2 separate regions of the Homo sapiens genome follow, and region 1 is linked to region 2. A link is a loop called in an ENCODE intact Hi-C map of the cell type or tissue named here. Cell type or tissue: CD4-positive, alpha-beta T cell. All regions are shown on one strand. Region 1 overlaps ABTB2 (ankyrin repeat and BTB domain containing 2). Region 2 overlaps ABTB2 (ankyrin repeat and BTB domain containing 2).

What was found. Peaks named below come from ENCODE experiments on the same cell type or tissue, not always from the same donor. Only the 100,000 strongest peaks of a DNase experiment are listed, where the experiment ranks them.
Region 1: a loop joins it to region 2, with 7 times the contacts of the local background. A loop is called at or near these places in 8 of 110 quality-filtered maps.

What each region holds. Positions count from the first base shown.
Region 1 is chr11:34,233,086-34,235,585 of GRCh38, forward strand. All of the region lies in intron 1 of ABTB2 (ankyrin repeat and BTB domain containing 2), which reads right to left. Among named protein-coding and RNA genes, the nearest start is that of ABTB2, 120 kb to the right of the region's middle. RefSeq lists enhancers at 916-1,440, 1,117-1,446. In CD4-positive, alpha-beta T cell, no CTCF peak of the experiment used is centred here; a DNase peak (open chromatin) is centred at 1,126.
Region 2 is chr11:34,173,178-34,175,677 of GRCh38, forward strand. ABTB2 (ankyrin repeat and BTB domain containing 2) reads right to left here. Exons shown (of 17, transcript NM_145804.3): 4 at 1-130. Among named protein-coding and RNA genes, the nearest start is that of NAT10, 69 kb to the left of the region's middle. RefSeq lists enhancers at 406-1,328, 1,329-2,249. In CD4-positive, alpha-beta T cell, a CTCF peak has its summit at 1,338 (motif pointing right); a DNase peak (open chromatin) is centred at 1,334; H3K4me3 peaks cover 324 bases; H3K27me3 peaks cover 217 bases.

The DNA of each region.
Region 1 (2,500 bases), 60 kb after region 2:
GGAGGTAGCTGTTTGCTAAGTGAATGTTAAGTCCATCCCAGTCGCTTCCTGCTAACAGTCCACCACGGGAAGTTAGGCATTTAATAATGAGGACACAATTAGGACACCTGGGCTTGGTGCATGAGGATTTTTCTTTTTATTTTTTTGAAGACAAAGCAAAACAAAAAAACAACCCTTTCTTTTTGAGACAGGGTCTTGCTCTATTACCCAGGCAGAAGGGAAATGGCATGATCATGGCTCACTGCAGCTTTTTTTTTTTTTGAGACAGAGCCTCCTTGTTGCCCAGGCTGAAGTGCAGTGGTGTGACCTTGGCTCACTGCAGCCTCCGCCTCCCAGGTCACTGCAGCGTTAAACTCCTGGGCTCAAGCAATCCTCCTGCCTCAGCCTCCCAATTAGCTGGGACCACAGGGGTACACCACCACACCCAGCTAAGTTTCTAAAAATGTTTTGTAGAGACAAGGTCTCACCATGTTGCTCAGGCTGGTCTTGAAATCCTGGGCTCAAGCAATCTGCCTTGGCCTTGCAAAGTGCTGGGATTATAGGCATGAACCACTGTACCTGGCCCACCTTTTTTTTTTTTATTATAAAGGTAATTATGATTATTTTTTAAAAATCAGAAAGGAATAATGAATAAAGTTTCTTTTAATACTACCTCCCAGAGATAACTATTATTAATATATTATAATTTTTCTTCAAATAGGCTTTTAGTACAAATAGTACATGTACAAATACATGTACTAACCTATCAATTTTTTAAAATCACAAACCGAATTTGAGAAACAGGAACATAATGAAATTATTTTTCACCTAATGCTGAATCCTGTATTTTGTGGACATCTTTTCAGGTCAGTGTGTTTGGATATATATTTCTTTTTAAGACCTACACAGTTTCCAGGGTCATCGCTCCCTCAAATTTGAATTGTCAGCTTGATCCCTCTCAGAAGACTAGAGAAACCATACATCCCAGGGCACCTGAAGCAGGGCCAAGCTGGGCTGCAGGTATTTTCCACAGTGCTCTGGCAAGGCCTTCTCCGTGGCTCAGTTAGGGGGTTTCCCTTCTCCCCTCCCCTCCCCTGTTGGGGTGGGGGCAAGGGTAAGAGCGTCTCCCTGGAGGAGGTGCCTAAAGCAGGCTGTGAGTCACTCAGATGAGCTTCCGGGTGAAGTCATGCTGAGAAGCTATTTGCAGACACCTTACTCAAGGAGGCCTAAGGAAAGCATGGGGGGATGCCATCTCAAGCGAGAAATGGAGAACTTTTAGATTCTCCCCTCCCTGGCCTTTCTAGAGCAGAGGCTGTAACCGGAATATCAGAGACACAGTAAATTACCTGGGATTTCCCCATCAGGGAGATTCCTGGGTTACTCTCACTGATAACAAGACTAACTACTCACACCCAGGGTCCCAGGGTGAGGCTGGGCAAGGGAGGCACCAGGGCTGGTTCCACTGCTCAGAGGAGAAATGCAATTCTCTCCTGTGCCTCAAAGTCCAGCATTGTGAGAACACCTCGGATGCCAGCTCTGGCTCCGCCTCTCACAAAACCTAGGTAAAGTGCTTTGTGCGGAATCTTTTCCTTATGAAAAGGCAGGGCTACCAGGCAGTGCCAAGCCCTGGGACAGTCAGGTAACTAATTGCCTATTGCGACTCCCAGCTTACAGGGTAATGCTACCTGCTCCTGCTTAACCTCAGAGACTGGGAATCCCAGTTCTGCCACAGAAGAGGGCCCTTTTAGTTTCCCTGAAGCACTTATACAGAGATTATTGTGTTTATTTTATTTATTTATTTATTTATTTTTGAGACAGAGTCTCGCTCCTTCGCCCAGGCTGGAGTGCAGTGGCGCTATCTTGGCTCACTGCAAGCTCTGCCTCCTGGGTTCACGCCATTCTCCTGCCTCAGCCTCCCAAGTAGCTAGGACTATAGGCGCCCGCCACGGCGCCTGGCTAATTTTTTTTTTGTATTTTTAGTAGAGATGGGGTTTCACCGTGTTAGCCAGGATGGTCTCGATCTCCTGACCTTGTGATCCGCCTGCCTTAGCCACCCAAAGTGCTGGGATTACAGGCGTGAGCCACCGTGCCCGGCCGAGATTATTGTGTTTATTAATTTGCTTACTTGCTCAGTATCTGGTGCCCCTACTCCCTCTAAAATGCAAGCTCTGCATAGCAGGGATTGCCTGAAAAATGTCAGCCACATAGATGCTCAAGACATTTCTAGAAAAGAAATGAATGCCATCAGCCAAATATCTGACCATGACCCGGGGTAAGTACTTAACCTCTAGACCTCAGTTTCTTCATCTGTAAAGCGGATATGGTTTCTTCTCTGTAGTGGTTATGAACATATCGCATAAAGCACTAAACCCAATGCCTGACACATAGCAAGAGTTCAATAAAAGGGCTCTCTCTGTTATCCTCAGAGATGACAAGGATCTTGAACCCCACAATAAACTGCTACATCTCCAATACTGAATGAATTAGCCTCTGTTCAATAAGCCCCACAGGAAGGGGAGCG
Region 2 (2,500 bases):
CAGACCAGGCAGCAGCAGCCGGGCTGCCTGCCGGATGTCGCCGCTGTCCACGGTGAGGCTGCGGCGGTGCTCTGCGTAGGTGATGGCCACGCGCATCCACTCCATGAGGGGCGGCAGCAGCATGAAGGGCCTGTGGGGCAGCAGAGAGAGGGTCAGGCCTGGGGTGGGGTCCCTGCAGGGCAGCAGAGAGAGGGTCAGGCCTGGGAGGGTGCTTCTTGTGGGGCAGCAGAGAGAGGGTCAGTCCTAGGGTGGGGGGCTCCCTGCTGGGCAGCAGAGGGTCAGGCCTAGAGAGAGTGCTCCCTGAAGGGCAGCAGGGGACCCCTTAAGCACACACATGCTCACAAGTGGCAACCAAGGCTGATCACCCCTTGCAAGGGACCTGCTCTTTCTGCTCACAGAGACCCCGACTACCTGCAATGCACAGAAGGAATTTCCATCATGGGCCATTAGCAGAACCTGAGGGCCCTCAGGTGGCCCAGGGAAGGAGCAGTTCCCCAGTGTGTGGAATTGGGGACCTTTCCCCCTCCAAAGAGTTCAGTCAGGGTCGCCAAGTGTTCTTCTATGCAGAGGGGAGAGGCTGCACAGCTAAGAGTCTCACAGACCCAGGTCCAAACCCAGGGCTGCCACCAGCAGGGTCAGGTCACCATCCCCTCCGACAAGCACACTCGAGTCTGGTTCTCCATCTGTAGCACACGTGTGATACCTCCTTATGGAGGCTGTCATGAGGCCAAATGGGATGATGCATATTAGGCTGTTGTACAACATTAATGACCACTCCTTCCTCATCTGGCACCTAGACTGAGGTGGGCTGACACCACTTCGTGTGCCAGGCCAGGTTGCCCCCAGTTTGGTGCTCAGAAAAGAGTAGTGGCCTCGGCCGGGCTCGGTGGCTCACGCCTGTAACCTCAGCACTTTGGGCGGCCAAGGTGGGTGGATCACGAGGTCAGGAGATCGAGATCATCCCGGCTAACACAGTCTCTGTTAAAAAATACAAAAAATAAGCCGGGCTTGGTGGCGGGCGCCTGTAGTCCCAGCTACTCTGGAGGCTGAGGCAGGAGAATGGCGTGAACCCGGGAGGCGGAGCTTGCAGTGAGCTGAGATCGCGCCACTGCCCTCCAGCCTGGGCGACAGGGCGAGACTCCGTCTCAAAAAAAAAAAAAAAAAAAAAAAAAAGAAAGAAAAAGAGTAGCGGCTTCAAGTCCCACAGGGAGGAATGGTCCTAGCGGGTCCGAGTATCACTAAGAGCCCACAAAAGCAGGGAAAGGCGGCGGCAGGCTTAGAGCTGCAAACTCCCGGGGCGCCGCTCATGAGGCCCGCTCTGTGCCACCAGGGGACGCCATGTGCACAGCCTGTGCTGGGCCCTGACTGCGGCTCAGGCCGCGCCCGCCCCTGCCCTCGGCGAGCGGCTCAGATTCAGCTGGGGGGCGGGGACGCGTTTCTGTCCTCTGCCAGCTCTGGCAAGGCTCCGTGTTGGAGCCCCCTCAGGAGACCACTTCGCCGTCCAACAGACCTCCCCGCCACCGAGGGGCCCGGATGGCAGCCTGTGGCTTCATGACTTCGTGGGACACCCACCTGCTCTGCCCAGAATGGACGGAGCTCTTTCCCTGCTCCATCACAGGAACAAGGCAGCCCTGGAGCCCTGTCCCTCACTCATGCTGTTCTCTCTGATGACAGCCCAAAAGTCAGCCTCCCGGCTCCTGCCTGTTCCCAGCCCTTCCCGATGCCACTCTTGTCCTTCCTTACAAATTAAGCCAGGGAGCGGGCAGGCAGCCAGGGGCAGGCGGCCAGGCCTCCAGCCACCCCAACTCCCTCGGGGCTCTTGGAGCGTCCCGCCTGTGCGGTCACTGTGGTCTCTCCCCTTGACATGCAGCTAAGTGCTCCCGCCAGGGAAAAGATGTCCATTCTCTCTCCTTGGCTAGGAAGTAAGCCACCTCCAGGGAGTCAGCCTGGGCTGCCCTCGGAACCCCTATCTCAGGTCTCCAAAAGCTCGGGTCATCTCCAGAGTTCTAAAAGTTTCTTCTCTCCTTGAGGGCAAAGAATGCTTTTATTTTAAAAAGTGGCAAACAAATATAAATGCTCCTTGACTTAGGATGGGGTTACATACCAATAAACCCATAGTAAGTTGAAAATATCCTAAGCGAAAACGCATTGAATACACCTCACCTACTGAATAGCCTACCTTAAACATGCTCAGAACACCTACATTAGCCTACAGTTAGGCAAGATTATATAAGCCAAAACCTGTTTTATAATAATGTTGAACATCAGTGTAACTTACTGAATACTGTATGAAAGTGAAACAGAATTGTTGTGTGGGTACTCGAAGTAGTTTCTACTAAATGCATATCGCTTTCACACCACTGTAAAGCTGAAAAATTGTAAGTTGCACCATCATAAGTTAGGGATTTTCTGTAATCAGAAGTGATCTTAAAGGTCTTTCCTTTGGGAAGGTATTCTGATGTTCTGGTTCTGTCATTTCCAATATTCCTGGGTTTGAACC